Regions from separate parts of the Homo sapiens genome. Here all the other regions are linked to region 1. Evidence: read pairs that join two places in POLR2A ChIA-PET (ENCODE). Cell type or tissue: MCF 10A. All regions are shown on one strand. Region 1 overlaps PERP (p53 apoptosis effector related to PMP22). Region 2 has its middle 62 kb from the start of SIMALR. Region 3 overlaps LOC105378021 (a long non-coding RNA gene). Region 4 has its middle 56 kb from the start of SIMALR. Region 5 holds the start of LOC105378021 (a long non-coding RNA gene).

What was found. Peaks named below come from ENCODE experiments on the same cell type or tissue, not always from the same donor. Only the 100,000 strongest peaks of a DNase experiment are listed, where the experiment ranks them.
Region 2: POLR2A ChIA-PET joins it to region 1 with 15 read pairs; 6 of 35 experiments call an interaction of 5 or more read pairs at or near these places.
Region 3: POLR2A ChIA-PET joins it to region 1 with 12 read pairs; 6 of 35 experiments call an interaction of 5 or more read pairs at or near these places.
Region 4: POLR2A ChIA-PET joins it to region 1 with 10 read pairs; 6 of 35 experiments call an interaction of 5 or more read pairs at or near these places.
Region 5: POLR2A ChIA-PET joins it to region 1 with 55 read pairs; 4 of 35 experiments call an interaction of 5 or more read pairs at or near these places.

Annotation. Positions count from the first base shown.
Region 1 is chr6:138,086,384-138,090,383 of GRCh38, forward strand. PERP (p53 apoptosis effector related to PMP22) reads right to left here. Exons shown (of 3, transcript NM_022121.5): 3 at 2,122-4,000. Among named protein-coding and RNA genes, the nearest start is that of PERP, 19 kb to the right of the region's middle. RefSeq lists an enhancer at 699-1,898. In MCF 10A, no CTCF peak of the experiment used is centred here; DNase peaks (open chromatin) are centred at 318, 578, 1,378 and 2,128.
Region 2 is chr6:138,005,337-138,009,336 of GRCh38, forward strand. No RefSeq gene overlaps it. Among named protein-coding and RNA genes, the nearest start is that of SIMALR, 62 kb to the left of the region's middle. In MCF 10A, a CTCF peak has its summit at 1,784 (motif pointing left); a DNase peak (open chromatin) is centred at 1,875.
Region 3 is chr6:138,012,012-138,016,011 of GRCh38, forward strand. It overlaps LOC105378021 (a long non-coding RNA gene), which reads right to left. Exons shown (of 3, transcript XR_943062.2): 3 at 3,535-3,661. Among named protein-coding and RNA genes, the nearest start is that of SIMALR, 68 kb to the left of the region's middle. In MCF 10A, no CTCF peak of the experiment used is centred here; a DNase peak (open chromatin) is centred at 2,080.
Region 4 is chr6:137,999,528-138,003,527 of GRCh38, forward strand. No RefSeq gene overlaps it. Among named protein-coding and RNA genes, the nearest start is that of SIMALR, 56 kb to the left of the region's middle. In MCF 10A, a CTCF peak has its summit at 2,429 (motif pointing right); a DNase peak (open chromatin) is centred at 2,444.
Region 5 is chr6:138,033,416-138,037,415 of GRCh38, forward strand. LOC105378021 (a long non-coding RNA gene) reads right to left here and starts at 1,450. Exons shown (of 3, transcript XR_943062.2): 1 at 1,411-1,450. In MCF 10A, no CTCF peak of the experiment used is centred here; DNase peaks (open chromatin) are centred at 1,826 and 2,876.

The DNA.
Region 1 (4,000 bases):
TATGATTCTAATGGTGGCTTTTTTTTTTTTTTAACAGAAATCTTAAAGACATTTGTAGAATTCCAAAGAAAAAAAGGGTTGCTATCAGTTAACTCCTGCAAATAAGAACCTAAGTTAAATCTCAGCTCAGCACTGAATATAAGCTCACAAAGCTTCTTTGAAGATAATTAGTTTGCCTGTTTTTGAAACTTCTTCATTCCATGCAAATGGTTTTTCAGGAGAATGTATCTGTGTTTTAGAATGCCGAAGTTGTTTATACCTTGTCTGCTAGTCCTAACCCATGCTGTGATGACTCACTCACCCCCAGGTTGAGAGGAAAGATTGGGCTGCTCTGTTACCAAAGTAAACACTAGGGCCTAAGTAGTGCCTTTTTCATTGATCACCTGCTAACGGACAGGCTATGCAAACACGCTCCCTTGGTGAGAACATGTAGAGCTGTCTTTTTTTCCAAATGCATCCCTTGGATTACAGAGCTACATATTCTGAAAATTCTTCTAATGTCTTCTTAGAACAAAAAAACTGTTGAGTGGAAGAACATGAACAACCAGGCATGTTTGATACATAAGCTCCTTAGTACCAAACAAGCTGAAACTGGGATGACTCAGACAATGGCGTAGAAGCAGGTTCTCTTCTTGACATGGCTTTCCTTTAACAGCTCAGCTTTGCTATAGTCCAAGGATAGCACCACTCTACCCAAGAGTGAAAGAGACAACTCACTCAGAGATTCCCAGCGAGCCCCTCTAGGGCAATTAGGCTAATAATTAGCCAGTTGCAACTAGAAGCTTATTGTTAGTCTTTGCAATCAGGAAGCATGAAGGTTGCATTCTGAACTGAGAAACTTCAACATAGTACTTTTTTTAAAAAAAATGTATCGTAGTTTCATTTAAGGCACTGTGTATTTGCAGCAGAAAAAGACAAACATCATTTGACTTAGCTTAGAATTTGTGATGTTTCTGAATGTTGAATTTACCCTTCAAAGTCATAAATTGGAGAATGCAGGGAAAGGTCTATTCACCCTTGTACTTAAATCCCTGACATTGATGGAAAAAGATGCCTCTGTGTTTCTGAGCCCAATAAAAGACAATTTTGGAGAGGTAAATGTGGGGATATATGGAGTGGGGGGAAGAGGAACAAGGCTTGACTGACTTCTTTAAACACCCCTGGCAGTAATTTTCATCCCTCCTGGGGTTTGTCTTTGGATTAGAGACTGTTCCACCGTGGTGTCTGGATGCCCTAATCTCATAGCCAGTTCTCCTGGGAGGATGGTGCAGCTGTGCCCTGTTGCACAAGGGCACCCAGCCCAGGGTGCTCTTGGTGGGAGGAGGCTGTGTCAGCCCAGAGGAAGGGTCACCTCTCCCTAAATTACAGTAGCTCCCTAAATCACTCCAGAGTGAGAGCCCCTAGGTGTCCTGCATGACTCATATACTGTTCTGAGACAAAGGCGGTTGTCTTTGTTTGGGATCTGCCAGGAATTCATGTAATCATGTTGATGTCTCCAGTCATGATGTGTCCCACTTCTTATCACCTACACATCTTCAGAAGAGGATATTATTCCAATGACAATTCTATCAACATGAAATCGATCATGCAGATGCCAGTGTCCTTTGTGTCCATTTCTCACAGTCTTCTACATCTGCGCTGAAATCAGTTTTTCTTTAGTGTTGTTATTGTTGTTTTTTCATTGGGAAAGGATTAAGCATTGAGGTGTTGCTTGACTTTGGAAATTGGGTGGGGTGGCATTTGGAAATGCAAATTTTCACTGAAGCATTTCAACTCGATAGAAAGGATAGAATAGGGAAACAGAGGGTATCCACATGGAACTTGCTTTCAAAGTCTCACTTGGCAATTTACTTTTATTGATGAAATTCAGAGTTTATGTTTCAAATCTAAGTATTTCCTCTTGAAAGTAACTTAATCAAAAGCAGTTGATAATAGCAGGTTAATTACCTTGAGTCTTTGCACTGGAAAAACTGGCTGGGTCACCCCATTACACAACCATCTATTATGATTATATGATGACTCATTATCACGAAGACAATCTTGTGCCATTTAAATCAGCAGGATTCCATTTCTTCACCAGAGAACTATCTCTAAATACACACACGCATGCTCACACACTTCTGAGTTTCCCTTTGTTTATTTTTGCAGCCAACAAAGTATGTTTTCGAGGTTAACAACGAAGCACAGGATAGTACAAGTGGAAGATCATTAACATGACTGGATAGGAACCTCTTTTAATTTCCCTTTCTTGGCTTTTTCCACACCCTAGGTGGATTACACTCACCCTGACACACCTAGAAAATACACCCAGATACCAGAATTGCAAAATTCAGGAAGAATGCACTGCACACTGTATCCAGGCAAGCCAAGCTCACCTAAAAATGGTCTCAAAAAGCAAAGGGCTCTGACCATCGACTGATGGGGTTGCAAGCCCAGCCTGTCTGCAGGAATTTTTAAATCTGAAACCACACTACAGAAATTATTTTATATATTACTTATTTTTAAAACTCAACTGTAAAAATAAGTGTTGCAGGAAGAGTGAGGAAGAGGGAATTTAAAAGAGGAAGTTGGGACTGAATCTATTCGTTCCAACCTCCCTAAGCAATCCACTTATTGATCAGTGCTTCCAACTCAAGGAATATTTAAAATTTTTTAATTAAAGAAAAAATTCTATCAATCAGAGAATCTTGAAGGTAGGGGGATCATTTACAATCATTTTACAGGTGAGGATATTGAGACCAGCAGGGAGATGACCTGCCCAAGCCTGCACAGATAGCAAGGACCAAAGTTGGGATGAGACTCAAATATGCCCTTTCAGATGTGCTTATAAAAACAAGTCAGTGTTCACATTTACTGTATTAATAGGAATGTCTTTCAGGGGGAGTTTACAGAAAAAAAAAATAAACCGAATTAAGTTATGATGACTATATTTTCCATTGTTTTCATTTCCTTAAAAAAGGAAAGGCTGTTGAACTTGTGAGTTCTGCAGTCTATGGTTTTGAAGCTAAGTTATTACACACAAGCTACCTTGTGTGAACATGGAAAGACCTTGATATATTACTTCTTTGTTACAATCAGCAGTAAGTGCCACTTAGCATGTCTGGCTACTTACAGAGTGAAATAATTGCTTAGGAACCTAGAACTGCTTATTTAAAGGGTGGGAACTCAATATTTAATTACTGAACCAAAAAGCACCTCAGCTTTACTGTGGGAAATCTCATGCAATGCACTGTTAGCCTTCAGGTGGTTTCTCAGCCCAATTCTTCATTACTCTCCAGAATCCTCTGGAACTTCCCTTCTGTTATGACATAAAGGTATCTGTCTTGGTGAATCTGGATCAACAAGGAATGGCAGATCTCTATACTAGAACAAGGCTGAAGGAAGCAGACCATTTCTGCAAAATAAGAGTTTATCTTTGTCATAAATACTTTAGGTTGACATGGTTCTATTATATCAGGCTCGTTGGTCCCAGGAGGTTGCATTTTTCCTAAATGTGCGCCGTTAAGGTATTGTGTGATTGAGGAGGGGAAGAAGGCTGGATGGGAAATCATGCAAAGACAAGTGCATGTGGTAGAGAAGCTTATAAACGGAGTCATTTTCATGTTTAACAGGAGACCACGTTTCTTAATCTCTAGATATCCAGTATCTTCTTGAATGAGCTGTGGTATCACTTTAAAAGATGGGATTTTTAACATTTTTAATGACCACTTCAAATTCTCCACCAGCCACGGCATAGTTGTGTGGGTTTTTCTTTTCAATTTTGGTATAATCACCCAGATTACATTTCTCTATGAGAAACATTCACCTCGCATTTTGAAAAGCATAGAAAAATTCACTGCCAAGGACTAGCTGGCCAACAGTAGCCCTAGGGAGATATATTTCCGTTCTCCCACCCAGCCTCTCTGCACCCATCCTCACAATGACATACACCATAGTGGAAGTAACATATGACTTATGGTGGGAAAAAAAATAACAAATGATAAAATGGGAAGGAGGGCAA
Region 2 (4,000 bases), 81 kb before region 1:
CCTGCACCGCATTTTGAGTAGCAAGGGCAGGAAATCTGTGCCCTCTTAGAATGTAACACTGGAAAGTGGTCTCCCTCTTATGGTTTTTAAAATTGTGAATGTGCTGGTTTGAGCAATAAACTCTGAAGGTTGAGCATGCATATGCAGTACACGATTCTAATGAAATCAACTGTACAGCAAAATTAGCTGTCATTAACAATGTATCATCAATAATGTATAGGACACAGTAATTAGGTATAACTGCTGAGCCGGCCGCATAATTGTCATAATTAATATTGCTTTTACAGAAATCACATCTTTAGATTTTCTCTTCTCATGCGACCATCTTCCTCCCGATATAAAAGAGCTTTTAACCATCATGTTCTCCCTCACCCAATGATATGGGTAAGTTTAAAACCAGAGTGCAAATGATTTTGTCACAACATTTTATTTTTGACAAGGGGAATAATTAGGAAAATAGAAAGTTGTTTGAAAGGTAAATCATTAAAGAAAAAAGAAAACAGAGTTTGAAAATGTTAAAATCAAAATTTCCCAGATTCACAGTTTTGTTTAGGTTGACTTCATCGTTGTGAGCGCCATTGAAAGACACAGGTGTGGCTCACTCGAAAGTTTTCAGAAAGAGTAAACAGATTTTAACACCTGCCACTGATAGAGTAGGGAGGGGCCTAGGGATTGGTAAAAAGGATATTGACGGTGAAACACCCATATGAAAAGAAACTTCACAAACGTAATTTAAGTCTTTCATGATTGTCTATGACAGAGTGGTGGGGGAGGGGGAAGTGTTCTCAGAAACAAGGCTTTCCTACAGTAGGCAGAGGCATGAGAAGATTCAGGCACATCACTTCCTGCCAGGGATACTGTCAAGCAAACCCCAACAAAAGCAAGAAAATGATCATATTCCTTTTTTTGTAGTATTGCCTTCTCCAAGAGTCTATTTCAGCAATCCACTCTAGCCACCAGGTTGGAGCAAAAGAAATGAATACTTTATTCAGCTGACTCTGCACAGAAAATTAGCTCACGATATTTAACCAACGTAAGATACCCTCTTAAAGAAATTCAGCAGACAGTAACACTATAAAAAGATTTGCCAAAAAAAAAAAAAACACCAAGAGTTAATAACCTGAGTGGTATTTTCATTTTATTATGAAGAACAGAAAAGCTAGAAAAAAAGAAATAAAAACAATAGTCAAGAAACCATAAAGAAATACAATCATAAACTCCTGATCCTTTGATGGTAGGTAAGACAGAAGAGAAGGGACCCTTTCCCTGAGGGCCAATCTTGCAGCAGACCTGAATTACGAGGTGAGTTCTCCACCCTCTGCCTGGGAGCTGATGAGAGGGGTGTGATACTGTTTATAAGGCACTGGCTAGTATTATAAACTTCCCTCACTTCTATAATCTAGTCAATGTCTACATCTATTTCATTTATTGATACTAAGACATTCTTTAGAAGTTTCTACTTTAATTTTTTTCCTGCACAGTACACCTTAATTCTTAACTTTATAATTTTCTATTCTTCCTAATCACAAAAAAGTGTTCAGATAAGAAAAGCATTTTGAGAACAATTTCCTGTTAAGTTATTCAGGATGGTGTTTGAGCAACAAAGCTATTATAGAAATCAGGTTTTAAAGCATTTGAAATCAGCTGCCCTTGGCAGCCCATCTTTCCCAAGGAGCCCCACGGTGCATACACCTAACTGCGACCATTCAGTTGCCCTTGTCCTCTCCCTAAAATAAATCCCAATTGTACTCCCACCTCCTTCCAGCTTCCTTCTGCCCCCTCGTGGCAGAGACCAAAGTTGCCCTCTAACTTTGAATGTTCTCTAGGGCCCAGCACCACTTTTAAAAAGAGCAGTTTCTGGCTTTTCAAGGGTCCTCTCTGTCCCTGGGATTTTTAGGTGTCCCATGGGGCATTGCAAATTTGCTGAGTCAAAGTTTGTCCAGCCAGATTTGCACAGCACGTGGTGGTGGCGGTAGCTTACTTTGAGCTAATGCTTCAGTCTGCTTCACCAGGCAAAAGATGACTAATCTGGCCTATGAGAGAGGAATGAAGCTGGGCATTGTATAGTGTGATTTTGTGATGCAGGAAAGTCAGTTTGATGTGTGTTAGCCATAGTGAGACTACCCTAGGATGGGGCGGTGCCCACTTTACTCAAATCAGATCCAGGCAGGGGAGTCAGACCTAGCAAATTACACCATAGAAAATTATGCCTCCGAATGAGAAACTGCAATCTCAAGAGTGGGTAATTAGGGTTCCTAATTGCACAACATTATTGAAAGTTTCTCCCACCTCCTTCAGTGAAATAGCATGCCTCCCATAGATCCAACCCTAAAGGTATACTGAAAGAGATTTGGCTAGCTCTAAAAGAAAATCAAGTTGTATTCAAAGAAACTCAATAACAGCTACAAATGAAGCCACAGTTCTACTCTCTCTTCTACGTTGCACTCGGGCTCCCTAGAGGCAAGCTCAGTTACCCCATGCAATGATGCTAACCCAAAGGCAGGACTGGGGAAAAGGAAGAACCCAAGATACTATTTGGCGGGACACTACAGGCCAAAAGAGGAGCTGACCTTGACCTGGAGCTCTCAAAGTTGGCTGTCCATTGGAAACATCTGGGGAGTGTCTAAGAATACCAAGAGCAGTGTGCCGTTGACCTGGCTCTCAGGCGACGAAGTAGGAGTGGGGGCTGATTTGTGATTTGTCTTATTTGTCAATTGCTATAATACAAATATCACATTGTCGCCAATTTTTTTTTTTTTTTTTTGAGCTGGAGTCTCGCTCTGTCACCAGGCTGGAGTGCAATGGTGCAATCTCTGCTCACTGCAAACTCTGCCTTCTGGTTTCAAGAAATTCTCCTGCCTCAGCCTCCAGAATAGCTGGGATTACAGGCACCCGCCACCACACCAGGCTGATTTTTTATTTTTAGTAGAGACAGGGTTTCACCATGTTGGCCAGGCTGGTCTCGAACTCCTGACCTCGTGATCTGCCCACCTCAGCCCCCCAGAGTGCTGGGATTACAGGCGTGAGCCACCACACCGCGCCCGGTCACACCGCGCCCGGTCACACCGTGGCCAATTTTAAGCTACCAGAAGGATGTCACTGAATACAGAGTCGGAAAGAGAATTGCAACCAGAATGAGCCAGCTCCTGCACATCACTGAAAAGACTGGGCTTAAGGAGTGAGGCCTGAGCATGGGGATATTTAAAACCTCCCCCAGGTGATTCCACTGTGCAGCCAACTTTGAGAACCACTGACCTCTCTGTGTAGCTTTCTTCCAGGCTGCTGCTGCTGGCGCCCTTCCATCGTCAACTCCACAACTCCCAGGTCAGTATATTCCCTTTATAATGCTGTTGCCACTTTTGGAAAATGTGCTTAGGGGAAGGTGCTTCTCTTCTTCCCCTGACATGCTAAGTTGCTCATTGAGGGTGCAGTGTGGATGCTCTCTAAAGGTAGTTCATTTATTAAAAAATATGTCTTAAATAATGCGTTTGAGGCACATGCTAGGCGCTCAGGAAACAGGACTGAAAAATACTCTTTGTAACTTCAAGGGGCTTATAGTCTGGAAAGAGAGAAAGAGTTAGCAGTATCAAGGGAGCATGGGGGAGGAGCCCAGAGAGCATGCATTGTTGCAGACACTGTTTATCAGCTAACCCAGCACTTTCTCAAACCCTTTGTCGTCTCCAAGATAACAACTAGAAAATCAAGTGCTGTGTTCCCCAGCTCCCCTTAAAGCCAGGCCTGGCAAGAAGACAGTTTTACTCAAGGAGAGAGGGAAGCTAAAATCAGCTGGGAGCCTCCAAAGAAGTTTTTGCTTTTAATGTTTAACAAAGAAAAAAATGAAAGCATATGCAAGGGTGGTAAAACCTCTGTCCCTGGAGCTCAAGGCAACTGCCTGGAGCTGATGCAGCCATCGTATAACCATGAGGTAAAAGCCAAAAGAATCACTGATACACTAGCACTAGCATCTTTTAGTCGTTGAAGCGATACCAGAAGCGGCCTC
Region 3 (4,000 bases), 74 kb before region 1:
TTCATATATTCTATAAAATATAGTGAAATTGTGCCAATATTCTATGCACTAGGAACAAGATGATATATGGTACAATACCTGCCCTTAATGATTATTCAGTATTAGCCCTTATGATGGTGATAGAGAGAAAAATATGAGTGACATTTAGAAGGATAGAATGGGTACAATTGAATATGGGGGGTGGGTGAAGAGAATATAAGGAGGGAGCAGGAGGAGAAATTTAAGATTATGCTTCAGGCTTTGCCTGGGTCATTTAGAGAATGACAATGTCATTCTCAGAAATAAAGAATTCTGGGGCTGGGTGCAGTGGCTCACGCTTGTAACCCCAGCACTTTGCGAGGCTGAGGCAGGCAGATTGCTTGGGTCCAGGAGTTCCAGACCAGCCTGGGAAACATGGCAAAATCCCATCTCTACAAAAATAAAAATAAAAACTAAAAAATAAATTAGATGTGGTGGCACACACCTGTAGTCTCAGCTACTTGGGAGGTTGAGGTGGGAGGATTCCTTAAGCCCCTGGGAAGCAGAGGTTGCAGTGGGCTGAGATTGCACCACTGCACTTCAGCCTGGGTGACAGATTGACACCATATCTCAAAAAAAGAAAGAAAGAAGAAATTCTGGAATAAGGAATGCTGAGTTTAAGGACATCCAGGCCGGGGTGTCCATTATATGCAGCTGAGGAAAGAGATTGTAAACATACATTTCAGAACAATAAATATCACTAGTACTATTTGCATCTATGGCTTTTACAAAGAAAAGAAGGCTGAGAACAGAGTTCTGGGCAACACCAACATTTAAGTGGAGGCCAGAGAATGAGATTTCCTGGAAGGGGGCCAAGTAGGTGTGATCCAAGTAGCAAGAGAAGAACCAGGAAGTAATATGTCATAGAAGCCAAAGAGTACAAAGAGAAAAATATAGGCCGAAATGCCTGCTATGTTTGTAGTATAGAAGGAAGGTATTGGTGATGTAGATGAGAAAGCTTAGTCAGAGAATGTCAGATGGTAATGAGCTGATGATCATGTGTGGATTATCCCTTCAGTAAGCCAGACTCCATAGGAAAGGAGAGAGACAGAGGAGATGCACAGTCAAGAATTAATAGAACTCATTTATGGGGCCCATCTGCAGGTCTCCACCCTTTTGAGCATGACTTTAACTCTCAGATCTAACTGAGCATCCTCATGGAACTGCTCCTCTATGTCCTGGGGTCCTCCCCATTCCTCCAGAGTTCATCATGAGCCCCTGCCAGTAGCTCCTAGACACAGCCTTTTCTGCCCAGCTCCTCCTTCTGCAAGACTAGAGGGGAACCACAACTTCCACCCTGCCTCTTTGGTCTTCCAAAGGAGAATTAAGATCTCAGCCTTCTTTTCTTTGTAAAAGCCATAGATTCAAATAGTACTAGTGATATTTATTGTTCCGAAATGTATGCTTATGATCTCTTTCCCCAGCTGCATAACAGATCCCCAGGCCTGGATGACCCTAAACTCACCATTCCTTATTCCAGAATTTCCCCTCCCTCCCTTCCTTTCTTCCTTTCTTCCTTCCTTCTGGCAGCTCCACACCTGACGACGTGGATGTATATGCCATTCTATCCTGAAAGACTGGAGAAATAAAGTGGAAATTGTACTGTATAGAAGGAAACAAAAAGCTGTGCTCAAGTGTGTGGTCTGGGAAGAGCGGGAGCAGGCAGGGCCAGGATTGGGCCTGGGCCTTCTCCATGTCAGATCTCCTGATTGGCTTTCCCACATCTGTGGGCCCAGGTTCACACATCTCCCAAGGCAAACATTAATTCTCAAAGGTCAGACTTATAAAGAAGAATAAAAGATATTCTTAACTTTTAGAGCTTTTAAGATTTCTTTCTGCATGGCTTCAATAAGGCACAGTATTATGATCTCTTAGTTACACCAGAGAAATTTTGAGACAAGATACTAAAAAAGAATTCAAACTTTGGCAAGGATTCTCCTTAGTTTCCATAGGGAGGAATGCTTAATGCCAGTCTTGGCTCCCCTGCCAGAAGGGGAAAGAATGGAAGATTAATGGAGCCAAGTTGTTGAATAGGTAGAAAGGGTGTGGCTCTGGGCACAGGCATGAACAGGTCACCTTCTGGGACAGAGGAGCAATGAAGGGATTAGCTGCAGGTGCAGACATGTTTGCAAATGGGACAAAACAAAGTTCTGTGTGATGGCTTTGTTTTCTTGGTAAATTGCAAACAAAATCTGCTAGCAGTAAAAGTTGAGGTCATTGTTGCTACTGCTGCTGCTAAACGCAGAACCACATGTTGTGCACTGAATATGTGGGTGTGTCTTTTATGTGTGTTATCTTATTGAGCCCCTGACACAGCCTTCTGAAGTATTCTTAGTGAGATTTTACATATGAGGAAAATGGAACTTAAGATATTTATTCATGTCGCCCAACTAGTAAGTGCCAACAAGGGGAATGGAAGGAAATGGCAAATGGAGCAGCAGAGAATGATTTCTTGGTGTTTGAGAAGGAAATAAACACCAAAAATTTGCAGAGACACCAGTCTAAGGACTGAGTGATTTTCTCCAACTGTGTGATGGAACTGGGGCAGAGGAACAAGGGAGGAAGGGGACTGGACTGATTCGGGGCTGATATTCTACAGTGTGTCATGGAAGGACAAAGGGGCAAAAAAGTTGAGAATTTGGGCAAAAGTATAATCAAGAGAGAGGCTATGGGATCCAGGCTGGAAAGGGGAGCATAAAGCCTGTAGACAATAGGTCAAAATAAAATGAAAGGGTCATAGAAGTGGAGTTTGAAATGATGTCGAAGAGGCAAGTATTTGGGAATTTGGGATTCAGAGAGTCAAAAAACTGAAATAATATGAGACTGATAAAGTTATGGTCAAAGAATAGGAAATTGTAGTTACAGATTTTACATAGGGATCAATTCTGAAAAATCATCAGGTTCAGCATTACCAAAATGAAGTAAAGGTTAATGTAGTTAGACTTTAAAAGCACAAATAATTGAACTAGTATATAAAATGAGATGAATACTTATACATTTATTTATTTATTTACACCTTACTCTAGTCTTTAAAATATGAGGTATAGACTTTTTCTAGTAGTTTTTTTTTTTTTTTAATTTCCATAGGCTATTGGGGAACAAGTGGTATTTGGTTACATGAATAAGTTCTTTAGTGGTGATGTGTAAGATTTTGGTGCACCCATCACCTGAGCAATGTACACTGAACCCAATTTGTAGTCTTTTATCCCTCATCCCCTTACCACCCTTTTCCCCTCAAGTCCCCAAAGTCCATTTATCATCCTTACCGCCTTTTGCATCCTCATAACTTAGCTCCCATTTATGAGTGAGAACATATGATGTTTGGTTTTCCATTCCTGAGTTACTTCACTTAGAATCATAGTCTCCAATACCATCCAGGTTGGTGCAAATGCCATTAATTTATTCCTTTTTATGGCTGAGCAGTATTCCATGGTATATATGTACCACAATTTCTTTATCCACTTGTTGATTGATGGTGTTTGGGCTGGTTCCATATTTTTGCAATTGCGAATTGTGCTGCTGTAAACATGTGTGTGCAAGTATCTTTTTCATATAACGACTTCTTTTCCTCTGGGTAGATTTGGTGAGAGCTTGTCCTCTTTACCTCTGAGTAGATTTGGTGAGATAATGATGGTGAGACAAGCTAGAAAGAAATATGATAAATGAAGAAATATATTGTCAGTAACTGTGCTGGGAACTCATATATTTGGTACATGAAAATGACAAAGGGAAACTGGTTTTGCATGAAGCAGGAATGGAAAACAAGAAAAATTCTGACTTGCCTAATGGTAAGAGGAGTAATGGTGAGTACACAGTCCACACCAGAGAGGACCACAAAGAAGCATCATATCCTGGAAAGAAGGAGCAAGTTTTCTCTATGGCAAGGAGGTAGGATAATCATCATGTGATAAACTCGAGAGTTGTAGGAGACTGGGGACATGATCAAGGTATTGGAGGCAGCACTGGGTGAGAGCACAAGTCG
Region 4 (4,000 bases), 87 kb before region 1:
CCTGCAGGAGGCCTCCAGGGAGCACCAGACCTGCTGCTCCCTCAAGTTCCCTGGGATTTTTACTAAGAATCACTTGTGTCTGGTCTCAAATATGTTTATGACATTTGTATTTGTTATTGTAATTTTGTATTTTAATTAAATATTATGTAATCAAAATAATGAGTGGCAAAAGCTTCTATATGAACTAAGGATGAATACTTTGCAAATACTCGATAAAGGCATGTTGTTAAAAAATGAGTACTGTCTGATTAGGTATATACAATAGGCCATTCTTGCATTGCTATGAAGAAATATCTGAGACTGGGTAATTTATAAAGAAAAGAGGTTTAATTGGCTCACGATTCTGCAAGCTGCACAGGAAGCATGGTTCTGGCATCTATTTGGCTTCTGGGGAAACCTCAGGTAGCTTACAATTATGGCAGAAGGCGAAGGAGGGGCAGGCATCCCACGTGGTGAGAGGGAGTGTAGGGGAGAGGGAGAGAAAGACAGAAAGTGCAAGAGAGAAAGTATGAACACATTTCTAAACAATCAGACTTCCTGAGAACCCACTCATAGCAACAAGACATGATGGATCTGCCCCCATTACTCAAACACCTCCCACCAGGCCCCGCCTCCAACATTAGGGATCACAATTCAACCTGAGATTTCACGGGGACATATATTCAAACCATATCAGTTTAGTTCTCCCTCTTTCTAACCCTTTTTTTTTTTTTTTTGGAGACGGAGTCTTACACTGTTGCCCAGGCTGCAGTGCAGTGGTGTGATCTCGGTGCTCGCTGCAACCTCTGCCTCCCGGGCTCAAGCAATTCTCCTGCCTCAGCCTCCAGAGTGGTTGGGACTACAGGCTCACGCCACCACACCTGGCTAATTTTTGTATTTTAGTAGAGACGGGGTTTCACCATGTTGGCCAGGCTGGTCTTGAACTCCTGACCTCACATGATCTGCCCATCTCAGCCTCCCAAAGTGCTGAGATTACAAGCATGAGCCACCGCGCGCCCAGACTCTACCCCTCTTTTTAAAGAAAAAAAAAGTTGTCCTTCCTCTTCCCAGGGTTAGACATTTACCATCAAAATTTAGATACAGCTTTAAACGAATACACACACACACACATACAAACACAGTAGAGAGCAGTGAAAAATATCTTATTTTAAGTATTTCTTAGGTATAGCTTTATAGTGGTAATTATCGCTAATATAACAACTCTTATAAATACCTTTATTTATAATTTTTCCCTTTGTAGAATAGCTGACTTCAATTGCTAAATCTCATATCACCATAACTCCCAACTGAGCCTTCAGTACAACCTCCTAGACTTGCATTTTAATGTTCACCATGATTACCAAGGCAATAAAAGATGCTGAAGTGAATTCTACAGTCATCAAAAAAAATTAATTATACTTAATATACTACTGATTTTATTTGTTGTGTTCTGATTCTTTGAAAATAATTGGTAAACCATATGTGTTTAATGTAATAGCTTTCTATTAACCAGAATATTTAATAAGCCAAAACATTGATTTTCCCACCATCTTGGAAAACCAAATTTAATGTCTTCAATACATAACAAAGTTGAAGTTGATGACATTATTGTGACATAGGTATTTGTTAAGCTCCACTTCCTCTCCAGAAAGAAGCCTGAGGGGTTTTCTTGATTTAAAGCAGAGTACATTTGGGATCCTGAAATTTCAAACCAGCTAATGAATTTGAGGCTCTGTGTTTATTCCAGAAAATAAAATCACTTTGTTTAAAATTAATGTGAGCATTATGTATTATTCCATTAAAGGAAGTCTCTGAGGGCAAGAGTAGCTTTCAACCTGATTTACAAGTTAATAGTCGTTTGCAAAGGACTGTACACATTTTCCTAGAGAAAAATTATACCACAATCCCATTTCCTCTCTATCCCTCTATGAACATTGACTAAGTTCAACAACTGCATTAAAAGTCTCTGTGATGGAAGGGCTTCCAAGAAGGGAATAAAAAAAAGAGAGAGAGAAAATAAGATCAATTTATCTAATTGAACACCAAAGCATGGCAATTCATTCATTCATTTATTCATTTAACAAGTAAATTTTGTTACATTTTAGAATGTATCATAAATATTTCAATTTCACAAATTATACAAATGTAAACAATTATATTGTGTGTGAAACTGTATTTAAGCATATAGTATCCGCCCAAGTGCATTTAGAAGAAGACACAACATATTCTTTAATGCCGAGCATGTTCTCTTCTGCTCAACCCTACTCTCTTGGAAAATCTGTGCTTTAGACAAATTCTAGTTTAACAAACCCAGATCAGAATTCCATATTGAAAAAAAAGGGGGGGATTTGTTGAACAAAATATAGTTGCTCCAGTTGTAGTTGAAAGGCTTTCTCTGGATTTTTTTTTTCTCGTCGGCCTAGCGGTAGACTGCCTCCAGGGGGCACCAGAATACAGCAGATTTCTATCAATGCGTAAAACTAGTTGAATCAAAGTAAGTTTCCAGGACATAAAATAGGCTGTGGGTAGGGTGCAGTTGCTAAAGAGAAAAGTACGTTGTAATTTGTTCACCTGTGCATTATTTTCATCATCTTTTAAAAATGCCTTTTTTATATTCCATAATCTGGTCCTTTTATTCAAATTTTAAGAGGAAGCAATTCTCAATGGTGATCTCTTCCTGACAATAACGTCCTGTGACAGCTAGCTACTCACCTACAAATGTCTTATAGTCCAAGCTAAACTATAGCTCCTTGAGGGTAGATTCCATTCCTCTTTGCATATTTCTCCAGCTCCTAGCTAAATATAGTAGTGTCCAATAATTTTTTTTTTTTTTTTTTTTGAGACAGGGTCTCAACCTGTCACCCAGACCGGAGTGGAGTGGTGCCATCTCGGCTCACTGCCTCCTTCCCTCCTGGGGTTCAAGCGATTCTCCTGCCTCAGCCTCCCAAGTAGCTGAGATTACAGGCGCCCACCACCACGCTTGGCTAATTTTTTATTTTTAGTAGAGACGGAGTTTCACCATGTTGGCCAGGCTGGCCTTGAACTCCTGACCTCATGTGACCTTCCCGCCTAGGCCTCCCAAAATGCTGGGATTTATAGGTGTGAGCCACCGCGCCTGGCCCCATGCCCAATACATTTTTAATTTAAGAATGGTGCAGAGAAGAGCAGCACAGTGTAAAACTGAAGAGCCAAGGGGCTCTGGTGACTGCTGAGAGTACAGCAGAGTGAAATACAGATGCGAAGTTACTTAGTGGATCTGAAACATGTAAATGGCATTGGCTATCTTAAAATGTCCTTGATGTGATGGTAATTGTTCCATTTCCTTGCTTTTTTATTTTTATCTATTTTGAGACAGAGTCTTGCTCTGTTGCCCATGCTGGATTACAGTGGCGCAATCACCCTTGACACCTCAAGAGTGTCACCTAGACCTCCCCAGTAGCTGGGACTACAGGTGCCCACGCTCATACCCAGCTAATTTTTTTTTTTTTTTTTTTTTTTTTTTTTTTTGCTATGTTGCCCAGGCTGGTCTGGAACCCCAGGGCTCCAGGTATCCTCCCACCTCAGTATCCTAAAGTGCTGGGATTATAGGCATGAGCCACCAATCCCAACCTCATTTCACTTTAAAATGCTATTTTAGGAGGCAGGAGGATCACTTGAGCCCAGGAGTTCAAGGCTTCAGTGAGCCATGATCATGCCATTGCTACTCTAGCCTGAGCTACAGAGTGGGAGCCTGTCTCAAAAATTTTTTTTAAATCTTTTTTTTTAAGCTACTTTATAGCAATAGTGTTCTCCAGCACTTCTGGGAGCCTACTTTCCTACAGAGAGCGCAAAATTGAGATACAATGTGCCACGCAGTGCTACACAATGCCATTTTATATCAGGGACTTGAGCATCTGAGGATTTTGGTACGGAGGAGGTAGCCTGGATGCAAAGTTGGCGTGGATTGGCCCAGAACCAATCCCCCGTGGATACTGAAGGAAAGCCATACCAACCTATTTATATTTCCAAAAAAGTTCAGACA
Region 5 (4,000 bases), 53 kb before region 1:
AGGTTGAGAAGCCCAGCTCTAGAGTATGCCACCAACCCTACTTTGAGTAAGAAGTTGGTTCAAAGGAGGCTTGTCAAGGGTATCAGTGTTTCCCGAAAGGAAGTAGTCATAATATGGTCTGGCCTGTCCTGGTTGAGGCCTTTGAATTGGGCTTGGTACTTGCTACTTCAGGTCTTATAAACAATTATACAGAAAAAATATATACATAGAAGGGTCCTTGGAACTCCCATAGATAAAATTTCCGAAAATCCTACTTTCTGTTTTACAGTCAACAGAAAAAGGTGACATAGGGCAGGGTGTTTTGTTTGTTTTGTAGACTGATACATCCCAAGTTCCTAGAACAATACCTGGTATATGGTAGACACTCAAAATATATTTTATCCAGTGAAGAATAGCCTTAGATCCACACAGAATCTTCCTCAGGCCTCCTCATCATTGGAGAAATAATTGCTAATAATAACTGAATATTTATTGATTGCTTATTAAGTGCTAAGAACTGTTCTAAATGTTTGTTATCTAAATTAACTGAATTGATCTTCACAATCACTTTTTATGAAGTAGGCACTATTATTAATCCCCACCTTGCAGATGAGAAGAATTAGGCAAAGAGAAGTCAAATAACTTATCCGAGGTCACACAACCAGTAAGTGCTAGGGCCAGGATTCAAACCCAAGCATTCTGGCTCCAGAACCCAGGTTCTTAACATTCCATAGGTGCCATCCCCCACGGAAGACATCGTATGCACGGCCTCACCCTGCAGTGTCTCACTCAGCCCCAGCGGGAAATATCCCTAACATCAGAAAAAAAGAGAACTTCCTGGCCTAGAATCAGGCCCTAAAATTATGATAAAGATACTAGTCTAGAATAAGAAAGAGTTGAACCGTCCCCAAGTTCTGGAAGAACTAGGGGAGTCTCTGAGGCTGGGAGGTGATGGCTGGGTGCATTTGGAGAAGACACTAGTGATTTGCCTGGCTCTCTACTCAGCTTCCTGAACTTTTGTCCTTGACCACCAGCCAGAGTCTCCTCCCACTCAGCACCCACCCCACCGGCTCAGTGGTGCCTCTGAACTTCATCAGAGAGAACTGGAGGAGCTCGGCTTCTAGCACCTCAGCTTCACTTTGATGTTGGCCTTAATGTTAAGCATCTCCTGACCCTGTGCTCCAGATAACACCCAGTTTGCACCCTAATTCCTCTAGGCCAACAACCTCCTTAGCTTCTGCCATCCCACTCCCTCCCTCCCAGCGGGGAGCTTTGCTCTTAAAACCCCTTCTTCAAGCCTGTAATCCCAGCACTTCGGGAGGCCGAGGCGGGCAGATCACGAGGTCAAGAGATTGAGACTATGCTGGCCAACATGGTGAAACCCTGTCTCTACTAAAATACAAAAAATTAGCCGGGTGTTGTGGTACACACCTGTAATCCCAGCTACTCAGGAGGCTGAGCCAGGGGAATCACTTGAACCCGGGAGGTGGAGGTTGCGATGAGCCAAGATCGCACCACTGCACTCCAGCCTGGGTGACAGAGCAGACTCCATCTCAAACACACACACACACACACACACACACACACACACACACACTTTTTCAGTTATGTCCTGTTTCTTCTGCCTGCCCACATCTTCTCAGATTGTCTTGGCTCTGCTGTGATATCCCTACACACTGCTCCCCGGCTCGTACCCTAACCTGCCTGGCCAGCCCTCCCTGATGCCACTGCCTGCCTGGACTGCCCCCTGGCATTAGTTCCCATTCTTTCCACATGCCATGCTCCACCTGCCCGGACTTGCCACTGCTTGCAGCTGCACTTGCCCTGGAGCATCCTCCCTGCCCCCTGGGATGGGTGTGCCTGTCTCTAGGTTCTCTCTTCTCAACTGTCTGGGGCAACCACCTCCTGATAGCTGACACCTCAGCTATGACGCTGCTGAGAAACCAAGCTAGACCCATGCTGAGGTCAGCAAAACTATACCTCCATTCTCAACTGCTTCCCAGAGCCTGACAGCTGTGCCACCACCTCCAGGAAGTTCTTCCTAAACTCCCAAGCCGAGTGGACCCCTCATCCTTGGTGAACCTCGAGTACCTTGGATATGTCTCTTTGAGAATACCTATTGCTGCCATGATATTTCTTTTTAATATACGTAACAGGACAGAGAATATTCGTTTTGTTAGTATCAGGTATGAGACTTCTCTTAGGGCAAAAATCATTTTTGTTGGGACATATTTTCTTGAGATCACTTGGGTTTAGTGAGTTCCTGCAAGAAATAACAGCTGGTACTCAAGCCTTGAAGAAAAGAGCAATACTGTATCACACAAGGAGAGGGATTTGTCTGATCCTCAGAACAAATGGGGAGAGTAAAGGAAGATGAAACCTACAAGCATGGAGAGAAAGAGTAAAGCCATCAAAACACAAAAGGCCATATGCTCTGTCATGAGACCCTTCCCCTGGAAAAGCCTGCCAGCCTTATAAAACTAACATTATGAATAGATTGTTTTTGGAAAGCAATGATGAGTTTGACTTTGGCATCCAGATTTATTTGAAAGGAATCAGAAACAATGTGTGGATCCAGATCCAGAGATAGCCGAATCATGAGACTGCAAGCCCTTGGGAATTAAATGTGTATGTGTGTATATATATATATATATATATATATATATATATATATATATATATATATATATAATATACTGCTAAGAGAATAGAAACTACTATGTGAATAATCCTCATGGTGTCTTATGAAAAATCATTTCAAGAGAGTTACCAAGCCAGTGAAGCCAGTGAATTATACTTTGCTACCTTGCTTGTTTGGACAGAGGGCACAGAGGCCTGGGGGTTGGGGCCGTCATACTCCTAGGCCTCCAGAGAGCGCCAAAGCCAGCCTTCCTGAGTCATTGTGAGGGTGTGGCCCGTGTGGAGCGCCCCAGGTGAAGGGTGGGGAGTGCTGTCAGAATCCAGGTGGGGTAAGATGGGGTGGGGTAGGGAGGAGCCATTTGAGCGTCTGTTCTTTGCATGTTTTTTGGTCTCACAATTAACCTCCTAGACTCCTAGAGGCTGGGTGTGAGAGCTGTGTATGTACACACTGGAGACAGAGGGGACTCCAGGCAAGACATGAAAGCTATGAGAGCTTCAGGATGACCAACCCAACATAGAAACTTACATTGGCTCTGCTTTGATGCATCCCATCCCTTTACCTGGCCCAATTTACCTAGCCAACTGATTTCACAGCATCAGTGAGAGGCCTGCAGAAGTTGACCTCAAGTGCTAATTTGAAGGCTATGTAGATTAGGCCCAAGTAATACAATTTCCACAGAAATCATAAAAGCAGGGACTCTAAGAGACAAAATAATGATCTTATAATTGAATGAGCCACCCATTTACTGCTTGGGATGTTAGCCATTTACTATGTGCTCTAATCAAAAGATGAGGTAGCCTCTATTGAAACCACCAGTTCAGGTGATTTCTGATCAGCTGATTTCTATGTGTAATTGACACAAATGAGTATTTGTGTACTGTCTAGACCATGTCACCATCCCGTCAGAAGCTCAGGCAATACTTATACATGATATGTACTAGAACACATTATTTTCCTGGAAACAATTATAATGCCATTTACTTCCTCTAATGAAAACATATCTGCCTATATATCATCCACGAGGAATAAAAACAAGGAGGTCTTAAAATGCTCTGAATGAGGCTCTATGACTGGCCCCATTACCTCTTCACAATCAACTGAGTTCAAAGAAAGAATAAACAATTGCTCACTCTGAGTCTAACTTTAACTAGAGGCTGATGTCATGGCCATTTAGGCTGCAGTGGGATAACATTCAAGGAATAATAACTGGAGTCATAGAAGGGATACTTGTACTCTCTAGCCTGAAGCAAACCTATGTTAATTAAGCACTTAGGATTCTCATAGTTGTACTGTGAGTCTCTTGAGATTGAACACTGACTGCCACCCAATCTCCCACAAATCACCACCAAGTATCAGTAACTTTGACCTTTGAGCACATAT